Regions from separate parts of the Homo sapiens genome. Here regions 2, 3, 4, 5, 6 and 7 are each linked to region 1. A link is a loop called in an ENCODE intact Hi-C map of the cell type or tissue named here. Cell type or tissue: PC-3. All regions are shown on one strand. Region 1 has its middle 220 kb from the start of LINC02516. Region 2 overlaps LOC105377408 (a long non-coding RNA gene). Region 3 has its middle 230 kb from the start of ANKRD50. Region 4 has its middle 70 kb from the start of FAT4. Region 5 has its middle 130 kb from the start of LINC02516. Region 6 has its middle 65 kb from the start of ANKRD50. Region 7 has its middle 31 kb from the start of FAT4.

Region 1 (4,000 bases):
TGTGAGCAGGAGTTACATAACTCAGAGCAGCAGCAATCACCAGGGCCCTGGGAGGGTAGATTTGCCTGCATCCTCTACTCACCCAGAGCCATGCAGCAAGGGCTGGATGGCTGCTAGCCCCAGAAAACCTTAGCAGACTGTGAGGCTCAATCCAGTTTTGAAAAGCGGTAAAGAATGCACCCATTGGGCCGGGCGGGGTGGCTGACACCTGTAATCCCAGCACTTTGGGAGGCCAAGGTGGGCGGATCAAGGCCGAGATCAAGAGATGGAGACTATCCTGGCCAACATGGTGAAACCCCATCTCTACTAAAAATACAACAATTAGCTGTGCATGGTGGCGTGCGCCTGTATTCCCAGCTACTTGGGAGGCTGAGGCAGGAGAATCACTTGAAACCCGGGAGGCAGAGGTTGCAGTGAGCCGAGATAGCACCACTGCACTCCAGCCTGGGCAACAGAGCAAGACTCCATCTCAAAAAAAAAAAAAAATGCATCCATCAGGAACGTTGTCTTTACCAATCCCTAGCCTCCACCCTTGGTTGCCCTGGAATTTTCTTCCATCAATCCCTCTGCTTAGTATGAGGTAAAAGGCTGAATGTATTTCAGCTATAATCAGAGGCACTAGGAAAACTGTGTGTGTGTGTCCATGAACACTCCCAGGTACATGTATGTGGGTTGGCAAATGACCTGAGGGAATATCAGGGAGGGAAGTAAAGCAATTTAAAGTACAGATGAAAGGAACTGAGGATGAGTGCACGGTTCCTGGCTCAAGATATGCTTCTCAGAAGTTTTGTAGAGTATTTAAAAGCCCTTCCTGACTTGTCAGGTAACCCACATTTTCCTAATGGTCTGAGCTAGTGGAAATGGAATGTGCTTTTTCGATAGGCTGCTCAATCTAAATCTCTGAGTATCTTCTGATTTGTCTGGTAAGCAAAATGTATGACTTCAGAAATCTTAATTGGCATTTAACGAATGACTTTTCAGCTTAAATGTTAGTCTTGCGTAATTACAACTCTTCAAGTAAAAATATGGTATTCTGGTAAAGAAATTTAATGTCTCAAAGAGGAATAGTTTCCAAATAAAAAGCTGCAGAGAACTTAAAACTACGATCATGAGATCACTGCTTTGTATAATTTATATGATACAATCATTAGATTCGTTTCCTTTATAAGTTACTTCAGACATAATACTAGAAATTATATAGACTTGCTAATGGATTCCCTTTTTAGAAAATGCTATCATATATTAATACATCTCTCTACTTCCTTATTATTAAAACATAATCCCCATTTATTTCCATTTAGAATAATCAAACAAATCAAAAGCATGATACTAAGCACTATAGTAGTAAGGTTGCATAAAAAGAAAAATGACTAAAACCACAAATCTACTGAATAATAATACTTAAGTAGAATAGTGTTATTTTATAATTTTATTAAATGAATTTAAATAAAAACAATGGTTTGTGCAGAAAGCTAAATGCTAGATTTAAAACCATAATATCAACTGGGAAAATGCCACTAGGTGGAGCCCATGGTTTCTAAGATTTTTGATAGTCTCCTCAAGTAGTCCTGGGGTAAGTATTTTCTAGCTGTTGAGTCACAGTGTTGTTAACTGTTAGGGAGAGACATTAGCTTGATATATAGGACGATCCTTTGGTTACGATTAGGAAATGGGGAAATTCGAGAATGGGGTAATCATTTTTCCTTCTGTACAAGTTTATAAAAGAATGCAAGTACAATCAGCCCATTTCTGGAAACTAACAGTAATTTAAACTGACTTTCTGAAAAAGAACAATCAATAATTTAATAATACTATGGCAAAGAAAGCTAGCTCTTTGGCAGAACTGTTGAAATGCAGTTTTCTCTTATTAGTGGGTATTAAATATCCACTTTAAGAGAAGTTTAAAAGAAAATTAGAACAAAAAAACATTTTAAGATATACTTGTAAGTCAAGCACATGGCAAATAAAAGAAACGCATTTTAAAAATTATTTAGATTGCATTCATCAGGCAGTTACAATCTGTTAAGTACATTCCGGAAAAAAATGTGAATATAGGACAATTGTACTCTAGTAGCTATTCTAAGGGGGCAAAGAAATAGCTTTGCTTACAGATGATACACAGTTCAGCCTATTAAAAATAATATTAAATTACTGATTTCACAGTCATTCTTCTTCATTAAATTTAGTTTTTTTAAATGTAAAGCTTTTAGGTATCATTAACATTAATAAACTACTTATTTAAGTCATATAATTTGATAAGTTTCACATACATAACTGCAACAAAATTTGTGCTCCCTTAAAACTTTTCTTGTGCTCCTTTGTAATACCTCCCCTCCCCATTATTCTCTGTTTTCTCTCTCCCTGAAGTGACCGCTAATCTGTTTTCTGTCACTGTAAGTTAGTTCATATTTTCTATCTGGATTCATACAATATGAACACTGTTTTTGGTGAGGGTGCGTCTAGCGCTTCTCCCTTTCAATAATCATTTTGAGATTCATCTACATTGTTCTATGTATGAGTTCATTCCTTTTGATTGCTGAGTGATATTCCAAGGTTTGGATATGCCATAGTTTATCTATTTTTCTATTGATGGGGATTTATGGGTTTTTTTCCAGCTTGGGATTATTACAAATAAAGACTCTATGAACATTTGTGTACTAATCTCTGTAGAGATGTGTATTTCCTTTTATCTTGAGTATAAGCTAAGAGGGTAAGGGCTGGTAAAGGGGAATTGTCATATGACAAGTGTCTGCTTAACTTTTTAGGAAACCGGCATGCTGTTTTCAAAATTGGTTATACCACTTCTTCCTTTGTATGTAATAAAGTACATATCTCTGTTTTATGGATATTAATGAAAGTAATGAATATCATTGAGTTGCTTAAATTAGGAAAAAATAAAACAAAACAAACTTTGACTTTCTTCTACTTAAGAATACACTATCCTGGACCACAGTGTCAAATTTGTCTCCTATGTGCTCTAGAGGAACAAAGATAAAACCATAGTCACTACCTTTAAACTACTTGCATACATTAAATAACTTAAAACATCATTGGGTAAGTTAACGAGAAGAAGAAAGAAACAAATAAGATTTTTAGTTCATCAACATATGAACAGGATGAAACAACTTAGAATTGTAAACCTTATAATTTTGTTGCTCTAGGTTATGATAGATGCACAGCTCAAAATTTAGAATAGTATCTGCTTCAATGTTCTACCCTAAATTCAGGCCATGTGTTCTTATTTTACATTAAAAAATGTACTCACTATTTCCAGCAGAACAATTTCTCATAAAACTTCTCAAGCATATTACTTTTCCAGTAATAAGAGTGCTTGCTATACTTTTAGTATGTTTTGGTCTTTATTCAAATAAATTAAGTTGGCCATAGTTTAAGTTGTACTATATTATCTTTTTGGAAAACATAGCCCATGTTTTTAATTTAATGAAATTACACCACAGGAAGAAGGTGTCAGTTAAACGTTTTGAAAATATTTCCTTACCAGATGTATGATTTCATATAAACTGCCTAATTGTCTATTTCTGTATTTGTAAAGAGGACTAACACTTCTGTATACCTTTTTGTGAGAATAAGAAAATTAAAACTTATAAAGTACTTAAGTACTCAATAAATATTAACTTTTATTATTTTACTATTTCTAAAGCCTTCCAAATATAGAAGATAGTGGTAGATAAGTCTGTATTAGGAAGAACAAAAACACCTAGACAGAAATTTGTTCAGAAACCTTGTCTTGTTTTCATATCTGTGGATTCCTGTGAAGACCATCCCTCTACCCCCCTTAAAATAGTAAAACTTTTGTACATCCTTAGGTTTCCAATGACTAGAACTGTTTCTTAGATTGTCAAACAACTTCTGCGATTTGATAGTTTCTGAAATCCAAATGTGCTTCCTGACCTATTGTAATAAGTTTGTTTAGTACTGCGCTTTGCAAATCCCCTGAAAAATGAACGCTATGCATGTTCAATGAAATATATTTAACTCT
Region 2 (4,000 bases), 80 kb after region 1:
AGAGTAGCTCATGAGGTACGAATTTAAACAGAGAGGAGTGCCAGAGAGACTGACTTTTACTTGTCCAGTAGAAACGGCTCAAAAAAATGAGGATGAATGAGCTCATCAAAGGAGGAAGTGAAGAAAGGCAAAAATAGGGATTAGGATAGAATCTTAAGGGAATACTTGCATTTAGGAAATGAGATGTTGAATAAGAATACATTAATGAGAAAAAAGAGAGATGAAAATTTGTAAGCAATAATAAATGCTAAAATATCAAAGAATTTTTTTAAGCTAGGAGATTACATGGCTAAATTCAGCGGAGAGTAAGACGATGTAGACTGGAAAACATGCCAGTTATCAAACAGTAATGGGGGCAGAAGCTAGATCATAAATCAGTTTTAGACGTGGAAGAAAGCAGAGAGACTGAAGAAGAGCTTGAGAGAGAGGTAAGTAAGGAGGAAAATTATTTTAAGACTGATAGTTTGATATGATCATGAGTAAAAACTACTATAGCTTCACTTTCACAATTACTTTCGCTAATGATCAATTTCCTAAGTAAGACATCAGCACTTAATCTCGGCTGGATTCTTTCCCAAGCAAAAATGGGGATGTAAAGAGCAAAAAAAGAAGGACAAAGCAAAGTAAGAAAATAACAAATCAGTCAAAGAGAAAGTATGAGAAGGTTGGATTGAGAGCACACATAGAGCCATGGGAAAGAAAATGGGAATGCTGTTTGTCCTCAGAAGTGTGTTAGATATGCATGCTATGGCCTGAATGTTTGTGTGCCCCCAAAATCCATATGCTAAAGTCCTAACCTACAAAGTGAAGGTATTAGAAGGCACTGCCTTTTATGAAGTGGTTAGGTCATAAATGATGAGCCCTCATGAATGGGACTAGTGCCTTTTCAAGGAGATCCCAGAGAGCTGATTTGGCCCTTTCACTATGCAAGGACATAGCAAGAAGGCATCATCTATGCACGAGAAAGTGTTCTCCAGACTGAATCTGCTATGATCTTGGACTTCTCAGCCTCCGGAACTGTGAGAAATAAATGTCTGTTGTTTATAAGCCACACAGTTTATGATTTTATAGACCAATACAATGCAGAAAGAGATGGTGAATAAAAAGTACAGGGATAGTAACAAGGAAAGCCGAGAAGACATCTTTCAAATAGTCTTAATAATCTTGATAAATTAGAGAAAAATTATTCAGCAATTTGAAGGGTTTTGGCTAGGCTTACAGACATTAAGAGTAAAGACACTTTGAAATAGCTAAAAAAGAAAATAAAATTATGATTCAACAGGAGATAAATAAAATGATTACTCATCAGCCTAGAAGGCTTAGTTTAAATTAGAGAGCATTTATCTGGAATGAATCAATACATATGATTTTATTATTTCCTCCAGTAAGCATTGGCTGCCCAGTAGCAGAGAAAAAGGTCTGAGTGATCCTGATTCCCCTTTCTCATATTCTACCGATCTTGCTACTGGCAGGGACTGGGGTGATCCATCTGGTGTCAGATGAGAGACAAAAGGTTTTTCTCTTCATGTTCTCCATGGTTTGTTTTACCTCTTTGATGAAAAGAAGCTGTATGCCAAAGTGTAGAAAGCAAAGTCACCAAAATATAAGCCCACTCATCTATCACTGACAGTGTTTCAGACTTATTCAGCCCTGTTGTCGTGCTGATGAGTGGGGATAGAATTGCCAGAAATCTGAGGAGAAAAGTTCTCAGAAAATTAAGCCAAGTGGGAATAATTAATTTTCCCAAGCAGGGAGTGAAATGTCTCTCCAAGAGCAGTAGGGAGGTCACACCTGATCTTCAGAAACTGTATTATGTGGCAGGAGCCCCAAGTCCTTTCTGTCACTGTTCTAACTCCTCCTAGGGGAGCCTGAAAGACTTAATGTCAGGCAAGGCTACTTGATACTTATGGACATTTCCAGTTTTGGCCTTCTGTGAATGTAGAAAATATAATGGCATTGAACTTTAATGTGCATGATTATGACTCAGATCTTAGGCTCAACCTCAGAACCCAACTGGGAACAGAGTGAATATAGTCTCTGATTGTCAGGAGTGAATGAGTCAAACATATATAATTCATATAATAATTTAGACAGTAAAACAGCCCAACAAAATAGGAAGGTTTTTTTCTTTTAAACTTTAAAGGAGACCATTTTCATAATCCAGGCTTAAAAGGAGGCATATATTCATGTAATCCAACCACTTAAAATTAAGAGAAATCTCTCATCAGAGAATTTTAAAACTACTATAGCTTCTCTTTTACGATTAATTTTGCTAATGGTCAAGTTCCTAAGTGAGGCAGTATCACTTAAGCTCAGCTCTATTCTTTCCCAAGCAAAGGGTCTGTTGAAAGGATGCCGTAATAAAGCCAAGATAGGGCTCCTTTGTGCCTTTTGATGGAGTGAGACGGAATGGCATCAGATTGGGGATAACTTTAAGCACTATCGCTGCTATATGAGGAGATAAAACAGAAAGCAGTCCGTGTCTCTGAGTTGTTTTGAAGCAGAAGCCTGTGCTTCAGCAAGGAATATTTGTAACTGGAACTGACTGTAGTCTGAACTAAGAACTGCCGTTGGCTGTGAGTAATGAATTCCGTGCCTGAGGTCTGTGTTATTGCTCCTGTTATTCAATATCTTGGTTCCAAGGCAAATGCTGCTGGACATGGGCACATTTATAAATGAATAGTATAGTATAAATTCTGAGAACTTATGGAGACAAGAAAAAGGAAGGACTGCCATATGAAACACTCTCAGCCACTTCCTCAGCAAGGAGGAAAGGAAGCAATCTCATATGTAATAGTGACTTTTTTATGTCTGGCCCATTCTAATATATGATATCATCATAATTCTGCAACTTAAGTATATTAAGCTCATTTATAAAATAATGAGACGAAGGCTAAATATTTAAGAGCGTTTCTCAGTCAGACGGCAGAAAGGAGCAAGTTCAGCTGCTGAACTAATTAAATTTATCCTTGCTTAGTTGTTCTCGACATATGAGCTTTGGACCGGCAGCATTGGTATCATCTGGAAATTTGTTAGAAATAAAATTCTCAGGGCCCATCCCAGACCTACTGAATGAGAAACTCAGCATTAAAGAATGAACTCAGCAATCTGTGTTTTAACAAACCCCATAGGGGATTCTGATAAATACTACAGTGTGAGACCTACTGATCTAGTAAGAAGTCCATGCTCCCTACCAGTGTACACTACTTTCCCCACTCTGTGAAAATACTAATAATTGAAATATTAAACGGATGCATACTCAAGACACTTTGTCCATGTCATGTGTCCACAATTCCATCATTCACTTAGTCATTTCCCTCTGCACAAATTCATTCATTCATTCAATAAGTGCTATATAGAGTGTATGATGATGATGACAGATAAACACAAAGATTAAGACAAACTGTCTGATATTAGAGAAATAGGGCAGGCACACATGAATTAGTTATATTACATGAGGCAATATCTAATCACTGCCAGAATGAAGAACTCAGAGAATTCCATGAGATTTTTGGATACAAGAAAAGATTAAGTTGTTACAGTAAGACCTCATGGAGAATACAAGACTCTAGCATGATGTTGGGAAAATGAGAATATAAAAAGGTGATGGTGGTGATGGGGTGTGGATGGGGTTATTCCAGGTGGATAAAAGCCTGGAAAAGTATATTTGAGAATGTCCAGAGCAACAACCTGTTTTCTTAGATGAGAAAATCACCACAGTGGTTTAATAATTTGCAGGAGGTACCTGAAGTATAAAGAGTCTCAGAATAGGAATGAGGAGACCTGGATTCTATTCTGTCATAGCCAAGTGACATTTTTCAAGCTCTCCATTTTTTTTTTTAAGGCAGGAGTTTCAGTTCAATACTTGTTGACAAAATTGCTGGAAAGGTTAATGAAAATAATCTCTGTCAGGCTTTCCCAATATAGGCAGTATGTATGCGCTAGAAAGAAAAAGTTCAACTTTCAAATATATTTGGGGAATAATGGGTTAAATTATTGT
Region 3 (4,000 bases), 610 kb after region 1:
TTTTTCTGAGGAGGCAAGAATTCAGGTTGTTGCAGACCCATATGGATTTGCTGCTAGTAACAATTATGGGGCATACATTTGGAGGTTTTCTGTTTATTTATTTATGTTCATTAGGTAACATATTTATGATGTTTGTGTGAAGCTTAATCAAATTCCAAGTTAAATGACCTTTTATTCTATTACCATTTTATGAGAGATTTGAATTTGTAACCTCTCATTCATTGGTCCCAGTAAGAATTCTGATAAACCCAGTGGGATAAATCCATATTTTTCAGAGTATGGTTTACAGACTAGCTGTCCGTCACAGGGCAAGTACAGAAATTGAGAGTATGTGGTTAGAAACATTTAGAGCAATTTGAGTCATTTTATGTCTGCTGAATCAGATGACAAATAATTTGGGCTTATGTTTAGTGTGTCTAATTTTTCAGAAGTTCATTTTTATAATATTTACAATATTATCAATCCATGAAGAATAGGGAATTGTTAAAATGTTCTCTACCATAGTCCCTTGCATAATACTAACTTAATAAGACTTTATTCTGACTGTGCGTTCCACAATTATTTGTGCATGTATGCATGCTTCAAAGGCCAGTGTTTACAGAAGAAAACCAAAATGAAATTTCTCAAGTCATCCCTTAGGAGAGGCTTTAAAACACACAATATCTATTTCCCAAATCTGACTGCTAAGAAAGCTCAACTGTGTTGGGGGAAAATATTAAACAAGAGGGTCTAAGAGAGTGGTCAATACTTAATGATACATACAACTACCTATGTGGAAACCTTCATCTTATGACTTGTATGCACCAGGGAAGAACACTTTATGTCATGGAGCAGAGTGGAGCTTCCTTTTATACCATTAGCTGGGCATGGTGGCGCATGCCTGTAATCCCAGCTACTCTGGAGGCTGAGGCAGGAAAATCGCTTGAACCCAGCAGGCAGAGGCTGCAGTGAGCCGAGAAAGTGCCATTGCAGTTCAGCCTGGGCAACAAGAGGAAAACCCTGTCTCAAAAAAAAAAAAATAGATATTGTTAATACACAGTGGATACTCTTGTTTTCTGGTAAAAATTGGCTTCTGTTTTAGCAATTCCATAAAAATCTTTTAGTATTGTCACTTTCTTCCCTCTTCAATTTTTTTTCTTCCTCTTTTCTGTACTTTCCTTGTCATTTCCTTCCTTTTCTGTATTTGTGCTGAGTTGTTGGGAGTTGAAGAATTAGGGACTTAAATTTTTGTTATGTACTAGAAATAGATTAGGAATAGATTACCACTTGCTAAAGATGTCATAGGTGATACATAGTTTTACATTTGTAGGTTTACAACTATGGATTAATATGTTTTAATATTTTCCAATTCACTGAAAACCAAACCTAACTCTTATGTGGAAACAGTGTCAGTCCTTTGGAAATCCTCTGGAGGAGTATTTGTATATGCCTACAATAATGTTATGAAAAGAAACTTAATAGAATGTAACAAGATAAGGTGAGAAAATTAGTTTTTTAAATAAGAGCCACTTAATTTCAAGTTAATTAAAGGGCATACAGGAACCTTATCTATTTTGGCATATAGATTTGTAAATGTGAGGTCTTGGTTCTTCTGTTTTGTCCAGACTGAGTATGTTGACCTTTGCAGGCACACTTTTAATTTCTGGTCAAACAAGTTTTTCTGTTTATGTTGAAATTACCTCCAGCAGTTGTTCTTAGGCCAGGCTAATTATCAGAATCACCTGGGGAGTTACCATATAAAAATCTCCGGAGGTAAGAGCTGGGAATTTTTAAACTCCATAATCCCTAAAATCCTACACAGGTGATTTTGATGAATAGTCAAGTTTGGAAGCATTTGTCTGGAGGCAAAAGTCCCCAAAGAGATAAAAATGAATTTAACATTTTTATAAGCATCCTAGTACAAAAGAGGAAGTTCCATTGTTACTGGAAGTTCTACAGTATCTTCTTAAAACATTGGGTAGGTATTCTGAATGTGGACCCTTCAGTTATAATCTCCTTAAGGATGAGGACACAATTTCCTTCCATTGTATTCTTCACATGGTTATTACATTCCACTGAGATGAGACATTCATTTAACTCTGCTGAGCAATTTGACATTCCCAAGAGAAAACGTGGCTAAAAAAGAAATAGAACATTCACTAACTCATGTGCTTTACTTGGAAGACATCCACCTCCAGAGAAAAATGATCAAACTCACACAAGTAGTATTTCCAAGTGCTGATACACAACTGTCATTATTTAAAAGGCAGACTCACTGCTGCTGAATTCCACGTGGACAATCGTAGCTAATTGAGGCAGTTATTTTAAGAATATTTCATAATTTCTAAAGCAGCCATAATTTTATTTAATGTTTTGTTTGACAAATATAGCTTTACAGGCTCTATTGTTCCAATTAAAACAATATTAGACTAAACAATTAAAATGTTTTCATTATAAATTTTTATCATAAATGCTTATAATGACAATGATTACAGTGCTGAGTTTTTTTATATTGAGTAATTAACAATAGTGTTCCATCATTTAAGAAAACCTTATTTCAACATATTAGGCCCAACTTAAGGGCATCGATAAAGATGAAATAAATTGTATTGCCATTAAAAACACTGAAAAATGCCAGATAGTCATTTAGTTATATTTTACAACTTTCTTCTTTTTATATCTTTCTAGAATTATACTGTTATAGTCACTTTGATCTGTTGTTCCTGTTCCTAACTTATCAGATTAATCAATTCTCAAAGATTTGTAGAATGATAAATCAGATCACACCCTGCTCCAAACCAGTCTTTGGGCTATTTTAGCATTTATGCATCTAAATGTTAACCCCGTTACTTAGTTTAAGTGACACATCCATATTCCCTACGAACAGCTTATTTAAAATACCTGACTGATTATACCAAAGATTTCCCAACTCATAATTTTGCCTTGAGTGTAATAGTTTCTTTTTTTCTTATTGTGCATTTTAGGTGTTTGTTCCAGGCAATACATTATCCTACCTAATCTCCATGTTTAGATCTTTTTTTCTCATGCCTTGAAATTACCTGCCTCATGACTCATCATGTTAACTGAGTAATCAACTTCCTCGGTGTAATGTAGTCTTTGGACAAGAGTTGAAGGGCTATGACATCCAATTAATATATGCATTTTTTTTTAGTATTTTCTTATGAGAGCAATATAAGCACTTATTAAAATGTTACAGATGAGTTTATAATGGAAACCAGGAATTCCCTTTCTCAATTCTCACTGTCGTCCTGATCCTCAGAGCGACTGTTTTGAATATATTTTGTTTTTCTTATAGTTACCTTCGTATCTCCCAAATATACTTTTATTACTATGTCTTTATGATATTTAGAAATATTTACTGATTTTTATCTTTTAAAGGTGAGGATTCAGTTTACTTATCTAACCTATCCTCTTCCCTAACACTTTTTCTTATTTATTATAATAATTACTTTATTAAATACTATAATAAAGTAATAAATATTTAATACTTTATAGCTCTTTTACTGGTATTTTTCTAGGTTTAAGAAATTATTTAAAACTTTATTTCATGTTCCATTATAAATGACTATCCTTAATGTATAAAATAAAGATATTAGCATCTTTATCTTTTTTGATGTCTTTCCTTCCCGTCTTCTCTTTTCTACCTTCCATTCAAGTTACACTGCATTATACATTGTTAGGGTGATAACATTTTATTCAGTTCTATAATCCAAGGATAATTTTATGTGCTTTATATATAGAATCACTTTAAAAGTTGAAAATCAATAAACTAAACTTTTCCATTTATTTTTATTTATTTACATTATCTTGACCATGTAAATTTAGTTCACTATATAGGTAAAGTAGTGAGCTATGATTATATTTCTTTCTTAGGAGTTTTAATTTGTCAATTTTGGTATCACACAAGGGTGAATATTTCTACAATTATGTTCAAATGTAATGACATACAATTGTTCAAAGTCATTTTTAATTTTGTCATATTTAATTTAATCAAAAGTCA
Region 4 (4,000 bases), 910 kb after region 1:
ATCAAATATACATTCTGTTTACCAGTATGTGTTAATTCTACCTATAATTTCAGGGAAGCTTCTCAATAATAGTTTTTAACTTTTTTTTTTCAAAATGAATGAAGGCAAGAAGCTTGACACGAACAGCCCAATGTCATGTAACTAATATTTGAAATGTGGTATTAGATCCTAGGATATACTCTCACCAGAAAAAAATGATAAATTGGTGTGGATTCAGACAATAACTTAGAGTTATCAATTCCAGTATCAGAGTCATTCTCTAAAGTTTATTTTTAAACTTTTTGTCCTAATAAAATGTATTATGCATGTGATTTCCTGTATTCCATGAAAAAAATAACATAAGAAATAAAATGTAGTGCCAGTCTTTAAGGATTTCGAATCCATAGTGTGATGGAAAATGAATTCTTATACTTTTACGGTGATAAAGACCCACGTCTCATACTAAAATTTATTTTTAAGTTATATTCATTGACTTCTGGATTTTATAGACACTTAGAAATCCAGTTGTGAAGTTAGCTTTCTAAATCTGTAATTTCTGGTAAAAGATGATGCTATAAATACTAAAGAAGATTGTAAGATAAATAGTAAGGTAAATAAAGCATTGTTTTGGAATGCCATTATTATAAGTAATAATTTTAAATCATCTTCTATTGAAAAAAATGAATATTGTGAATAAAATAGTTTTAAGAAACTACTACTAGCTTTCAACAAAGGAATACCTAAGAGAAAAATAGAAGATATATCACAAATTAAAACAAGAAACAATTTAAGTGGCAGTATAGCTTATAACATATATAAAATCATGGATAGAGTTTATAAATGCAATTTATTTTTGACACATGGTATTAGATATAAAGTTAAAAATCAAAATATAACATTCTTATATATTAGAGATTTTAAAAGACCATTAAATTCTAAAATAATTATATTGAATAAAATTTATATTATGAGGTTGTGAGCCAAATTTGTTCACAAATTGGGCACTGGGTAAAAGCTTATTAAATGAATGAAAATGTAATGGAACAATCTAGAAAAACAAGAACAAAAATAAGCTGAGTCTGCCAAACAATATTGCCTACAAGAAATGAGAAGAAATGCAATCAGAGGAAATATGAAGAGTTTTCTTTATCTTGCTTTTACAGCATTGCCATCGGTCATCCATTCTTCTTGTCCTTTGGAGGTTGAGGAGTGAGCCATAAAAATATTAAATTAAATGAAAACCACTTCATATTAAAATCAATGGATGACTGTTTGAACAGGCACTCTGCCATGGAGCCTAAACATTCCTGCATGTTCTTGCTGGGTATTCTAAAAATGCAAAGTCCTGACTGCTATTTGAGCCATCTTCCAAGGTTGTGATTATGGTGTCCAACCTTGAGAAGAGGTAGCATCTGCCCCTGGACAGAAAGCAGGCTTGTTCCCACTTGCTATAAAAGCAATACATTCCCCAACCTCAATGTTTCTCTGCTGCGGTACAATCCATTGCATGTATAAACACCCGTGGGTCTGGAGGACAGAGGAAACTGGTATAAATATGAAGCTCTGGCTACTACATTTGCTGTGAGTAATATAGTCCTTTGTCTCCTTTACAGGACTTTTGTGTTTTTTTATGAGCATATATAAAACAGTTCCAGGCTAATTTTCTAACTTACAAGTAGGGTAAAATCTCAGATGCTGTGTAGATCTAAACAATGACATCACTATCAAAATGTGTGTGTGCATGTGTGTACACACATAATTCTCTATATTTTTATATGTACATACACATACACATATATCCTGTATCTACTACTTTTTTTAGTCAACTGTTGTAACATTATGCTAATGGTTACATTAAATTGGTTAAGTACATTAAAATGGTTAAGTAAATTGTGCCATTTACTTAAGCCCTCTGTGCCCCCAACTATACATTGAGAATATTATTGATAGATAACTCATAGGGTTGTTATATGAATTAAATGCTATAGTGAGTGGAGTTTTCTTGGAACAATGTTTGGCACTCAATAGCTTTAATTATTCTTTCTTATCTTTGATTACTATTAACATATTTTATAATTCATTATTTTGCAAAGACATTTCACTGAAAGTAGGTTTGTGATCTTTCTATAACTATAAACAGAGACTTTGAGTAAAATAAATATCAATTTGTAGAATAACATCTACATTTGTATATATAGTGACTCAATTTTTAAAAGAAAATTTCACATTTTGTTTTAAGATTACTCAAAAATCATTTTAAAACATTTCAAGTAGGCAGACTGCCTAAAAAACAATACATGACCTCCTTCTATTTCTAAAATTGATCAATTTTGAAGTTACTCAGATATAGTATTTAAAGACGTTCATAATTGTGAAATATATTTAAAAGACAACAGTGGCCCCTAGTGATGCAAAAACTAAAATAACAGGATGGAGACAGACAATCCAAAGAAAAATAAACTTAAATGGTTTACTGACATTTTTAGCTCCATTGATGAGAGATTAATATTGTCTTTCACAGAAAGCACCCCTTTTTCAAAAATGGCTGTACACACTAACATGCATGCTATTTAAGCCAAGCAGAAACTGATACCTTGACTTTTATGGTTTATAAGGAACTGTAGATGCATAGATAGCCAAATCATACATCATCACAAGAATGGTAATTTACTTTTCGAACATGTTTAATTAGCAATGAATTAGAACTTTCTTATAAATGCTAGTACAGATGGTCCTCAATTTGTGATAGTTTTATTTACAGTTTTTTGACTTTATGTTGGTGCCAAAGAAATGTACAGTCAGTAGAAGCCATACTTCGTTTGAATTTTGAAATTTGATCTTTTCCTGGGTTAGTGATATGCAGTGATACGTTCTTGAGGTGCTGGATCAGATCATCTAACATAAAGCCTATTTTATAATAAAGTGTTGAATATCTTGAAATTTTCTTTCTTTCTCATGTGAGTTTGACTGATATGAGAGCTCTTACATTCAGCTATCAGATACGTGAATTCTGACTTCCAAGCACCTAATCTAATTGTATTGTGAATTCTAAACATTATCACAAATTTTGAAACAAGATGAGAATCTGTTGCACCCACAGAATTTAAAAAGATAATATAAAACAAAAGAGAAGTCCCAATTTACTTTGAATACTGTGGAAATAATTCTTACATAAGAAAGAAATTGGACTACTTAAAATTTGAAGGAAACTATTTCTAATCCAGTAATGCAAACTGAAATCATTTTCCATCAATGTTTTATTTGATGGAAACAAGTAACGTTTTAATGATGATTCAAGTAACCATCACAAAATGTCGTCACAAGAATTAATACGAATTACTAGATGAATGCATTTAGATAGATGTGATGCTTTTGAAAAAATGTAAAATCTGAAAAGCAATTCTGAAGAACAATTATCAATGTATGAGCAAGTAAATATCAGTTAACATAGACATTAATGAAGCATAAATTTACATTATGCTCCAAAGACAGTTTGGTAGGCAAGTTAGTAAACAGAAATGCTATATTGCATTTAGAATAAAGTTGAAGAATTTGTCATTTCTGAATTATCAATGATTTTTCATGAATCAGAAAGGATGTCTAGAAATATTTTTCAAATTACATATATATATTTAAAAACTATGCATACAAAGTAAATGTTCAGTTGTAGTTGGAAGATAAACTCTAAACTCAGATTGCTTAAATTTTGTGTGTTTGTGAGAACGTAAGATTTTATTTTTCTTGAATAAATACTTGTACAGTACTAGGATGTGTGGAAAGCATGTTCTTAATTAGAAACTACCAAACTTTTTTCTAAAGTGACTTACCATACTGCTTTCCCATCAACAAGTTAATGAAATGAAATATTGCTATTTCTTTTTTTTTCTAGCTCATTGAGAAATGTCGTTTATTTTGTCATTTACTTTGCTTCTTAATGGCCTTTTTTCTCCCCCACTCTGCTTTACTGAGGTATGATTGGTATATTAAAACCTGCACATAAATAATGTATATAGTTTGATGA
Region 5 (4,000 bases), 95 kb after region 1:
TGAATAAAGGCAAATTGTAGCAATCTTTGATTGTGTTCCCTGTATTCCCCAACTCCCCTGACTCTCCTTGCCAAGCCCACCTGCCCTGTTAGAGGTTGGAAATGCCAGGCACAGCCCACTGGGAAAGCTGGCAGCTATGGCAAGACATGAAACCAATGCTGACCAACTGGGACCTGAGTGGAAGGAGGCTTTGGGTTAATGCTTTCCTACTAAAAGAAACAGAGACTCAAAAGAAATCACCTCTTTTTCCTTCACTGGGTTGGTGGTGCCTGCCTGTGCCTTGTGGAACCATCGCAGCTGAATTGAGATCATGAGGGTGACAATGCTGATGATGGGGAGGAATTCAGATGAAAAAATAACAACGGCATCACTAAACTGTGGCTCTGTGACAGACCTATCTAGCCGTATCTGGCACCCTATTATGTGAAATTACAAATTCCCTTATAATTTATGTCATTTGACCTGTGTGTTCTATTACCTGCAGCCCAAAACATCTTATGTGATAGAATATTTAATCAAATGAGGTATCAGATTCATTTAGATTAAAATAAAATGTAGCATAAGAATCAAAGTAAGGATTTTTAAACTGATTTACAAAATTATTTCTTACACATTATATTTGCTTGTACAAGAAATTAAATATATTCTGGTAATGTAGTGCCAAAACATCAGAGACCAACAAATATCAATCACAGTTCTCCTCATGTATTTGAGCAACTGAAGTATTCATTCCTGTTGAATTTCAGTTTGCAGCATTTCAAAATTGATTGATCAGTTTTCTTTATGTAATACATTAAAATATACTTTTCATTCCTCTAGAAATGTAGTTGAAATTTCATGTCCTTTTCACTTTGAATGTAGAAATTTGGGTTCGTTGACCTGGCAAAAAAATGTTCCCACCCACGAAACCTGTCAATAATGACAAAATGAGCCAAGTAGAGCATTTGTAACAATCTCTCTATAAAGGATATTCTTTATACAATTTGAAAAGGAATTAAAATTACAAATGCAAAATTGAGCATAGGGTCTTGTAAGACCAAATTCAAGTGAGAGACCCTGATGTTTTACCTTCAGATGTTTTACCTTCATTAGCTTCAGGGTATAACTATCTCTGATAATCAGTTTTTAATTAAAAAAAAAAGTCAAAAGCCTCAGTCTATTCTTTAGATATCGATATCAAAATTCACATCACAGGTTCCAATCATGAAAAGCCAAAATAAATACCATTAACTTCAAAACCTGATCTGTAGCATAAAGGTTATTGGGTGAAACGGGCTCAAGGCAATCTTCCTTCTTTTTCTAAAACTGTGCCCCACAATTTTTTTCCTATAATGTCTTCTATCTGAAGTTTAGTCATAAAGTCTGTTCCCGACAGGGGAGAGAAATGAGGACATAATGGTATGATCTATGCTTCCTGCCAAGCCCGCTGCTTCGGTGATGGAGGTGCTTTGTACACTGGGTTATTGGATTATGGCCTCTGTTCCTGCCTGCATCCACCAGGGAGCCAAGCGCTCTGTCTTTATTTCGTGACCCTTGTGTTTACACTATTTCCCTCTCTGTGCCATGATTTCCTCTGAGCTATCAAATACTTCTAATTCCTATCCTCGGCCTGTGTGTTTCCTGCCAACTCCCAGGGGCAATCAGTCGCTTCCTCACTTCTTAGATTCTGCCTGCCAAACTTCCTGCTCAAACATGTAACTGTATACATACACACACACACACACACACACACACACACACACACACACATCCAATTTTTATGTCCCTTCTTATGGCTGTCTTCTAAAGTTGAAGAACTTTGAAACTATAAACTGTTTATCCTTTCTCTTAACTACCAAAACTTCCTTCTTCTTCTTCTTTTTTTTTTTTTTTTAATGCAACACCTTTTAACTCATTTAAGGCTGGCCTCAGTGTCTGTATTCCTCCAGCGTGTTCATTTTGCAGTGGAAAGTTTTCAGGAAAATTGGACTTTACCCATTTATAGACTTCAAGCCTTATATTTTATTCATTTGGAATGGATTTTAAAAATGGGTTACTAATTTTGAAGGTTATTAATTTTTTGAAAGTGACTTAAATAAGTAATTTCCTGTTTGCTCCCCTAGTGGCCCCATGAATTGTGCTTGAATTGTTTTCTCATCTCATGACCGAGTAGACTGAATTATTAGGGCAGGATTAGGACCATGTACATCTCAGTACAGCCTTAGCACCTGGTTCAAGGACTGGAATATAGTAGGTGCTTGATGATTCTTTGTGGAATGGAATGAAAGAGAAAAATATTTAGTGTATTTAAAATTTATTTTAATTATTAGAGTAATTATATTGTAGAGGTAAATTTTTTAAATATGGAAAATTTAGATTTTCTGTATAATCAGATTGTTCAGATTTCCTCCATGTCTGTACCTAAAACCACCAAAAATTATAATTTTTAAATGTGAATTTAAATATTTCATTTCATTTACTATCTAAAATGCTTGAACTGCTGATGGCTCATTTTCATTTAGTCCTAATGTCCTGGTTACTTTTTAAAGTAAAATGTTATTTTACTTATATATCATAGAGATGGCAATTCATTCATAATTTGAGTTTCTTTCTTTACATGTCACCCACATCTCTGTTTACTTACCTGATGCTTCTGCTCTTTCCTTTTTTCTCTAATTTTTATTACTAATAACAGTGTTAAGAAATATATACATTTCTAATTTCCAACAAGTAAGCCTAGCTCATATTTTTAATTGTTAAAATCAGGTCTAATTTTAAAGTGAATGCACACAAATAATGGGTCCTTGCTATTTCCACACATATAACATGAATTTCATGAAGGTAATTAGTAAGCAGAATAAGAGAAAATTCCACACATCCCTTCTAAGAGAGAGGGGCATTGGAAAGTTTCAAACCCAAGTGGTTTCAAATCCAGCTCTGACATTTAGTAACTGTGTGTTATTCAGGAGTTACTTAACTTCTTTGAACTTCAGTTTTTTCATTAGGAAAATAGAAAACATAAGGACCTCAACTGGTGGTTAGCAGGATAAATGGTATTAAAATACATTAATTATTTAAGTCATGGTAGATTATATATTGATACTATTATTTTGTGGACTTTTAAAGTCAAATAGACAACCAGCTATAAATATCAGAACTTGATTTTAAAATGAAAAAGAAAAACTATATTTAAATAATCTATTCCAGGCCAGGCACAGTGGCTCATGCCTGTAATCCCAGCAATTTGGGAGGCTGAGGCGGGCAGATCATTTGATGTCAAGAGTGCAAGACCAGCCTGCCCAACACGGTGAAACCCTGCCTCTATTAAAAATACAAAAATTAGCTGGGTGTGCTGATACACACCTGTAATCCCAGCTACTTGAGAGGCTGAGGCATGAGAATCGCTTGAACCTGGAAGGCAGACGTTGGAGTTAGCCGAGATTGCGCCAACGCACTGCAGTGATAGAGCGAGACTGTCTCAAAAATAAATAAATAAATAAATAAATAAATAGAATAACATATTCCAAATATTTTGTCTACAATGTACTTACAATGTTAAGATTATTTACAACTTCATGTTCTTATGTAAGATTTTGATATTTTATAGGTAAAAAATGAAATATATGTGTTCATGTATGAATTAAGGTATTATTTCTACATACAAAAAAATTTGCAGAACTAAGAAAATTACTCTGGGAAACCAAGAGGAGAAACACACTTCTATTTGCATTAGGTGGATGTCTCAGACACAGCCAAACCTGTATCTAATCAGAATAGGCAGTTCCTGAAATTATAACTTTGAGGTTCTAAAAAGCTTGAACATTTTAAAAGAATTTCTGTTTTACATGACTGTTGTACATTTTAGCATGAGTGATTCCTGTTTAGCTTTTAAGCATGCCAATTCCATGAGTGCAGTTAACTCATAGTTCTGGACTGCCTATTTCAGAACCATTTACAATTGCTTTCTCATCTTCTACTGTGAAAACTCCACAGATAGGGCTTAAATACTCAGGTTCCACAC
Region 6 (4,000 bases), 310 kb after region 1:
TTTTCATAAAGCATGGTTATGTCCCTCTACTTATGGGGATTAGAAACAAGATACTACTGAACACATAAATAAAAACAGTAAAACACCCTACATTTCTAGATTTTGTCTATCTCTGGTTAGAAACCTATTTCAAAGGATTCATTCATTCATTAAAGACTTACTTCCTGAGCATCTCCTTTATGCCAAGAACTGCAAGATGTTAACAAAAGAGAAATGGCCTCTGCTGTCATTGAGCACACATTCTAATTCTATTCTGTATCACATTTCTACTCTCTGTTTAAAAAAAGAGACTGTTAGAATATAAATTCCTTGTGGGCAGAAATTGGGCTTTTTAAAGTCACTTTCTAACATGGAAATTAGTGGATATTAAGTATTCAATAAGCATTTATTGACTAAATAAATAAATGACATTTCCATTGGAAAGTTGAAATGCATTATTGGTCACAAACAGAATTGTCCAAGACAAACATTAAATGCATTGAACCTAAGATGATGAAACAATAAATAGGTTTCTTCTTGTATTTAAGTGAGGCCAGTCTAATAGTTTTCACAATTAGTATGCATTTGGCAAATAAATTCTCAATGTTCCAGGAACACTAAAAATCATTCTGGATTAATTAAGAATTTAACTGGAAAATAAGCATGACTACAATTAAATAGAAAAAATTAAGTGTGAGAAATGTAAATAAAAAGCATATAAGAAATGTGTGAATAAAGTTTATTTTACAGTTTAATGAATAATAATGTTTTTTTTGCACAAATCAAGAGATATAGTCCAGAACCTTAGAGTAAAATCATAGACTTTATTGATTGTTTATCTGGTTTTTTGTTTGTTTGTTTATTTGTATTTGTAGAAACAGAGTCTCACTATGTTGCCCTTCTGGTCTCAAACTCCTGGCCTCCGGAGATCCCCCAGTCTTGGTCTCCCAAAGTACTGGGGTTACAAGTGTAAGCCACCACATCTGGCTTCACTGATTATTTTTTGTCACTTTATCTTGCTTTCCTTTGTAGGGCCTCTATTTTTGTTCTAAGATTATGCTTTATTTTTCATCCTTGTATAGCTCTTCTTTTGTTTTCCCAATTTTATTTTATATATTTATTTTTGAGACGGAGTCTCGCTCTGTCGCCCAGGCTAGAGTGCATTGGCACAATCTCGGCTCACTGCAATTGTAAGCTCCACCTCCCGGGTTCACGCCATTCTCCCGCCTCAGCCTCCCGAGTAGCTGGGACCACAGGTGCCCACCACCACCCCCGGCTAATTTTTTGTATTTTTTGTACAGACGGGGTTTCACCGTGTTAGCCAGGATGGTCTTGATCTCCTGACCTCATGATCCGCCCGCTTTGGCCTCCCAAAGTGCTGGGATTACAGGTGTAAGCCACCACACCCGGCCTATTTTATTTTTAATGAGCTAGTTTTCCCACTCATCTGTTTTTAATTCAGCTTCTATCATAATTTACATCGAAGGAGTCATTACCAGGTCGCAAATCAAATACCTATTATTATTATTATTGCACCAGTAGCATGTATGGTTAATGCTCAGAGGAAGGGTTGTGATATGAAGTGTGGCTGACAGCCCACACTTGTTCTTTTTGCATACGTGAAACCTCCTTTTTCTCCATGCTTGTTGGATAATTAGAGGACAAACGGACAGGTCTTTTTGACCTCAGTGTCAGCTACTAAGTTCTTCTTAAAAGAATCAACTGAATTCAACTTAATTATCTCCAATAAAAAGAGGTCAGGGCAGAGTATCAGCTAAAAGCAATTAAGTAGTCAACCCACAAATGTTCAAACAAATAAGTGATGAATAATTGGTTGGTTTCCTATTATATTCAATACAAACTGACTGAGTAGAACAGATGGGAAAGCAGGAATAAGAAAATATAAACTATTTTGTACTAAGAGTTGGGATCCTGTTTGAGAATGATTAAGTGAAGAGTATGTTTTAACAAGTGGCCTAAAATAGCAGGATTTAAATGTTTCTCACTACCACACAGCTGTTTCTGAATGAAAAGAAATTGGAATTCAAAGATTAGTAATTGAACACATACTATGTACAAGACAATCCAAAAGATATCAAGATAAGTAACACTCATTTTCTATCTAAATGAAGATTACAGTGGGAGAAAAATGATACAATCTGTTTAGCATAAAACAGAAAAAAAACCATGAAATATAAAAATAAATTACAAGAGTCATTAAAAATAAATAATCTCTGTCTGGGAGAATAGAACAAAGGTCAATGTGGGCAGAGAAATATAGCTGTGAACGAGCATAGAGTGTTCCAGCAATAGTAAACACTTCGATGGGGATGTGAGCAGAGGGTTTGGTGCCTGTGCAGTGGTGGTGAAGTGGCAGAGAAAATGGAGGAAGAAGCAACTAACTGGAAAGGTAGGTGAAAGATAGCCTGTAAGAAGCTCTGTGCCATGCATGAACTGGCATTCTGTTAGAAATGAGAGATCCTAAAAGTTTAGAGGTAGGATTATGCTGTAATAGAGTGATGTTTTGAAAAGATAACTGGTGGCCACATGAAGGAAAAACTGCAGAGCAGATGCGCTAGACTGAAGAGCACAGAAGAGGCTGTGACATGGTCAGAGCTCTGCTGGAATATAGTTTAGCTGCCATCAGCTTGAAGAGTTGGAGAAGGCAGAGCACTAGAGAGGAGTACGGGTTAAGGGGGAGTCCCAGGAGACCAGGAGAGGCTCTAAACAAGGATGGAGGAAATGGGCAGAAGTACAGAATAGGAAGGTGAGAAATGGGGTAGAGTTAGAGCCCATAGGCTCCTAGGCTACAAACCTGTACAGCATGTTGCTGTAAAGAATACCATAGGCAATTGTGACACAATGGCAAGTATTTGTCTATCTAAACATAGAAAATGTACAGTAAAAATACAGTATAAAAGATCAAAAAGCAGACCCCCAATCCCTATATAGGTCATGAATAGATTTTGCAGCAGTGGAAGTTGTTCTGGGTGAGTCAGTGAGTGAGTGGTGAGTGAATGGGAAGGTCTAGGACATTACTGTATACGACTGTAGACTTTATAAACACTGTACACGGAGGCTACACTAAATTTATTTTAAAAATTGGTATTTCTTCAATCATAAATTAACATTACCATACTGTAACTTTTTTTAAAGTTTATTTTTAAATTTTTAAGGGTTTTGACTCTTTTGTAATAACAGCTTAAAACACAAATGTAGAGCTGTAAAAATATTTTCTTTATATCCTTATACTATAAGCTTTTTTCTATTTTTAAATTTTTTTAACTTTTTAGACTTTTTCTGTTACAAACTAAGTCACAAACACACATAACTAACCAAGCCCTACACTGGGTCAGGATCACCAATATCACTACCTTCCACTCCAACATCTTGCCCCACTGTAAGGTCTGTCATCGCCTATGATAATGATGTCTTCTAGAATACCTCCTTTAGGACCTGCTTGAGGCTGTTTTACAGCTAATTTAAAAAAATTAAGTGTAAGGTATATATTAGAAAATAATGATAAAAAGTACAGTGTAGTAAATAACCAGTAATATAGTCATTTACTATCAAATATTATTCACTGTATATAATTGTATGTATTTACTTTTGTATGACTGGCAGTGCAGTAGGTTTATTTACCACAAAGCATCACACAAACATGTGAGCAAATGCTTTGCTCTTAACATTACAATGCCACTAGGTGACAGAAAATTTTCAGCTCCATTAAATGATTTGGGACCACAGTCGTGTATGAAATCCGTAGTTGACTGAAGCGTCATGATGCGGAGTGTGACTGTACCTAGATGTGAGAGGTGAGAGAAGCAAAGCAATTCTGGAATGCATTCCTTACCTAGTTTTGAACAGCATAAATTTGTAAAAGAATGTGGAGGCAGGCATTTTATTGTCAAAAATTGTTTGAAAGAAACACTAGTTTTTGTAAGGTTAAATAGTTAATATTTTTCCTGAAGGACCTCTCAGAGTCTTTAATATGACAACATGCATTATAATTTTCTAAGAG
Region 7 (4,000 bases), 950 kb after region 1:
CCTGTTGCTGCTCACTCTTTGGGTACCTGCTGCGTTTATGAGCTGTAACACTCACCGTGAAGGTCCGTGGCTTCATTCTTGAACTCAACTAGACCAAGAACCCACAAATTCCGGACACAATGCTATTATCACTAAACCATAATTTGTGCATTTTTTCAAGTTACACACACAGACACACATTCACAGCACTTCCTAGTTACTAAAATGTAATACAGTCTTACAGATGTTTTTTGTATGAATAAATGGATAAGTAAATGTATGAAGAAGGGAAGAAATAAATGTATTTATGTTCAACTCTCTCAGTAATGAGTAACCATTTTAATTTGAATTACTTGACTTTCATTCATGTCGTCTGGTTCAATAAGAAAAGCTGAAGAAGATGTGTAATTTCAGCTGGTAGTCTCGTTCCTTTTTTTTTTTTTTTTCGAGACAGAGTCTCTGTCACCCAGGCTGGAGTGCAGTGGCGTTATCGCAGCTCACTGCAAGCTCTGTCTCCCAGGTTCAAGTGATTCTCCTGCCTCAGCCTACCGAGTAGCTGGGACTACAGGCATGCACCACTACACCCAGCTAATTTTTTGTATTTTTAGTAGAGATGGGGTTTCACCATGTTAGCCAGGATGGTCTCGATCTCCTGACCTTGTGATCCCCGCGCCTCGGCCTCCCAAAGTGTTGCTATTACAGGCGTGAGCCACTGCGCCCGGTCCTTAATGGTCATTCTTTTTGTGGCTCTTTCCTCCATAACTTCTAAACCCAACAACTATCATCTTTTACCCCTTATATTCAATTTTGAGAAAAATAATTTTAAATACTAGTTCCATGTGCAAATATTCCTCTGCATCTCTCTTTCTGCCCTGGGAGCATTGTGTGAAAGTGGAGAATAGTGAGAATTTGATACAGTGATATTTTTTCAACCATTTTTTTTATTTTTATCCTGGACACATGACTATCTCTATGCTACAACTCTCTTTGAAGAATTCTCACTGTGCCATGTTCATTCCTTGTTGTTTCCAGATGTAGTATTACCTAGATTACTCTTCTTTCAGCTGCTGTGAGTGTGTGCATATGAGTGTGTGTGTTCATGGGGATTTCCCTGGGGAAGGTGTATAAACAAACAAAAGAAGGATGGAAGGACACCTGGGAAGGGAAAGGAATATGTGCTGGTTTACAGTTTCCAGGTATACTGCACTATTCCCAAAATTTTGCAAATTAGATTTACTCTGTGATTATTTTTTCCCCAGTTTTCAAATATAAAGGATAAGCTTAATAACCCTTCATTGTTTACATTTCTTTTGTTAATGATACAGGATAGTAATCATAACAACAGTGCGTGTTGCATGTTTCTTATGTGCAAGTCCTGTTCCACGTGCTCTGCAGGCATATTCAGTTCTCACAGGAAACCTCTGGAGGAACTGGTTTTATTATTCGCACCTTACAGAAAAGAAAATAGAGGCAAGGAGCATTAAGAAATTGCCCAAGTCATTCAAGAAAGTAAGTAGTGAAGCCAACAAAGAAGCTACAAACTTTTACCAGTGGGACCACGATACTCATGTTCTTAATAGATTTTTCCAATTACTCAGAACTTTTTTTCACTTGGTCAAAAAGAAGAGGTTCAGAAGAGAAAGGCTATCCAGTGGGAAGAAAGTTGTGCCCTCTTCCACCCTATAGAGCAATCTTTGAGGCATAGAAAGAGCTCTTCATTGATGTCAAAATAGAACTCTGTCTTAGTACATAAAATTCTAAGTTTACGTTTTGAGACTATAAAGGTGTAAAATATAGTGCCTGTCCTGGATTTAATTTTGTAAACTTTTGGCTTTTACAAATCGCTTAAAATAAAATGATGAAGGGTTTTTAAGAAACACTGTCCTTGTTTGGTTGAAGTCTGCCACCATGTGGCCACTTTGAAAAATAACATTTTTAGAAGTGACTTCGTAAGAATTTAGATCTAGAAGGATATAGAATATGCAAATATGATATTTCATAATAGCCGAATTTAATCATTGTAGTCAGCCTATTTGTGGTAATGGTATTATTACACAAATCATTTCACAAGAGTCATTTATTTTCATTTATTTTTACTACCAGCTTTTGAGGTAGAAATGTAAGATCTCTCAGTCTGCAAGTACTATTTTTTAACCTTTCATGAAGTACTGACCTGAACAGGAATCCTTAGATTCTAGGTGGGATTCCAATGTCAACTAGCTGTATCTCTACAACATCATATGACTATGACATGGTAGATTTGGATTTTAAGCCCAGTTCAGTCTGACACTGAAACTGGACATATTAGGACCTAAACACGTTTTCCTTGCTTGAAGTTTGTAAGCTATTTTAGTATATCAATTATATTTGTCAAACAACTAAAATCTAAGCTTAACTTTGCACTAAGTTGACATAAAATTAATAGTAGAACTAGTAGTGGTATAGTATAGAATTTAGTAGTGACAGGCAAATATTCTTGTGATAGTTAATTTTAGGTGTCAACTTGACTGGATTAGATAATTCCTAGAGAGAAGGTATTTCCAGAAGAAATTAGCATGTTAATCTGAGTGGATTAAGTGGCAAAGATCTGCTGTCAATGTGGGCAGACACTATTCAGTCAGCTGGGGGCTTGGCTAGAACAAAACCAGAAAAGGCAATTAGGTCTCTCTTTCAAAGAGCTGAGATATACTCTTCTTCTCCTGTCTTGGACATCAAAACTTTAGGTTCACCAGCCGTGGGATTCTAGGACTTACACCAATATCCACGCCCCCTGCCATCTCCAGATTCTCAGGCTTTCAGTCTTAAACAGAGAGCTCACCATGAGGTTCCTTAGTTCTGAGGCCTTCAGACTTGGACTGAGCCATGCTACTAGCATCCCAGGGTCTCCGTCCCAGGGCTTGTCATGGGACTTCTCAATCCCCATAATTGCACGAGAGCTAATTCCTTTAATAAAATCCCCCTCATGTATCTATGTCTATACCTATATCTATTAATAATATCTCTCTCTGTATATATATGTATCCTATTGATTCTGTCTCTTTGGAAAACCCTGGATTGATAGAATTAGTATCTTGTTAAGAATTGGTGCCTAAGGATTTCAAAATTGTTTTCTCCACATTATGTCAAATGAAACAAAACAAAAACAAAATAACACCTTTGATATGCTTTGGCTCTGTGTCTCCACTGAAATATCATTTCCAATTGTAATTCTCCCCTGTCAGGGGAGAGGCCTGGTGGGAGGTGATTGAATCATGGGGGTGGACATCCCCCTTGCTGGTCTCCTGATAGTGAGTGAGTTCTCACAGGATCTGGTGGTTTAAAAGTGTGTGGTAGTTTCTCTCTCTCTCTCTACCCTGTCACCATGTAAGATGTGCCTTGCTTTCCCTTCCGCCATGTGTGTAAGTTTTCTGAGGCCTCTCCAGTCATGTGAACTGTGAATCAGTTAGACCTCTTTTCTTTGTAAATCTCCCAGTCTCAGGTAGTTCTTTATAGGAGTGTGAAAACTGACAAATACAATCTTCTATAAATTTATCAACAAATATGTAATGTATGCCTGTTTGTTTTATAAACTTCCTACTGTAAGGAGATGAGAAATTATCCCTATGTACTAAAGTGTACTAAAGTACCACTAATTTTATGAAATAGCAGTCTATAACAACACACTTTGATTAAACTTTATTACTATTAAGATTGACATTTTTGGCCAGGAGCGGTGGCTCACGCCTGTAATCCCAGCACTTTGGGAGGCTGAGGTGGGTGGATCACGAGGTCAGGAGATCCAGACCATTCTGGCTAACACGGTGAAACCCCACCTCTACTAAAAATACAAAAAATTAGCCAGGCGTGGTGGCGGGTGTCTGTAGTCCCAGATACTAGGGAGGCTGAGGCAAGAGAATGGCGTGAAACCAGGAGGCAGAGCTTGCAATGAGCCGAGATCGCGCCACTGCACTCCAGCCTGGGCGACAGAGCGAGACTCCATCTCAAAAAAAAAAAAAGAAGGTTTATATTTTTGATCCCCATC

Evidence for each region. Peaks named below come from ENCODE experiments on the same cell type or tissue, not always from the same donor. Only the 100,000 strongest peaks of a DNase experiment are listed, where the experiment ranks them.
Region 2: a loop joins it to region 1, with 3 times the contacts of the local background. A loop is called at or near these places in 3 of 110 quality-filtered maps.
Region 3: it touches region 1 in a loop (10-fold over the local background); 7 of 110 quality-filtered maps call a loop at or near these places.
Region 4: a loop joins it to region 1, with 13 times the contacts of the local background. A loop is called at or near these places in 72 of 110 quality-filtered maps.
Region 5: a loop joins it to region 1, with 6 times the contacts of the local background. A loop is called at or near these places in 4 of 110 quality-filtered maps.
Region 6: it touches region 1 in a loop (5-fold over the local background); 5 of 110 quality-filtered maps call a loop at or near these places.
Region 7: it touches region 1 in a loop (10-fold over the local background); 73 of 110 quality-filtered maps call a loop at or near these places.

The regions. Positions count from the first base shown.
Region 1 is chr4:124,332,711-124,336,710 of GRCh38, forward strand. No RefSeq gene overlaps it. Among named protein-coding and RNA genes, the nearest start is that of LINC02516, 220 kb to the right of the region's middle. In PC-3, a CTCF peak has its summit at 1,536 (motif pointing right); a DNase peak (open chromatin) is centred at 1,571; H3K4me3 peaks cover 277 bases; H3K27ac peaks cover 488 bases.
Region 2 is chr4:124,412,854-124,416,853 of GRCh38, forward strand. All of the region lies in intron 1 of LOC105377408 (a long non-coding RNA gene), which reads right to left. Among named protein-coding and RNA genes, the nearest start is that of LINC02516, 140 kb to the right of the region's middle. In PC-3, no CTCF peak of the experiment used is centred here; a DNase peak (open chromatin) is centred at 1,988; H3K4me3 peaks cover 548 bases; H3K27ac peaks cover 2,859 bases.
Region 3 is chr4:124,938,454-124,942,453 of GRCh38, forward strand. No RefSeq gene overlaps it. Among named protein-coding and RNA genes, the nearest start is that of ANKRD50, 230 kb to the left of the region's middle. In PC-3, no CTCF peak of the experiment used is centred here; DNase peaks (open chromatin) are centred at 2,108 and 3,058; H3K27ac peaks cover 4,000 bases.
Region 4 is chr4:125,242,673-125,246,672 of GRCh38, forward strand. No RefSeq gene overlaps it. Among named protein-coding and RNA genes, the nearest start is that of FAT4, 70 kb to the right of the region's middle. In PC-3, a CTCF peak has its summit at 2,383; no DNase peak of the experiment used is centred here; H3K27ac peaks cover 953 bases.
Region 5 is chr4:124,427,944-124,431,943 of GRCh38, forward strand. No RefSeq gene overlaps it. Among named protein-coding and RNA genes, the nearest start is that of LINC02516, 130 kb to the right of the region's middle. In PC-3, no CTCF peak of the experiment used is centred here; a DNase peak (open chromatin) is centred at 1,528; H3K4me3 peaks cover 1,241 bases; H3K27ac peaks cover 2,565 bases.
Region 6 is chr4:124,645,507-124,649,506 of GRCh38, forward strand. No RefSeq gene overlaps it. Among named protein-coding and RNA genes, the nearest start is that of ANKRD50, 65 kb to the right of the region's middle. In PC-3, no CTCF peak of the experiment used is centred here; no DNase peak of the experiment used is centred here.
Region 7 is chr4:125,282,016-125,286,015 of GRCh38, forward strand. No RefSeq gene overlaps it. Among named protein-coding and RNA genes, the nearest start is that of FAT4, 31 kb to the right of the region's middle. In PC-3, a CTCF peak has its summit at 1,872 (motif pointing left); no DNase peak of the experiment used is centred here.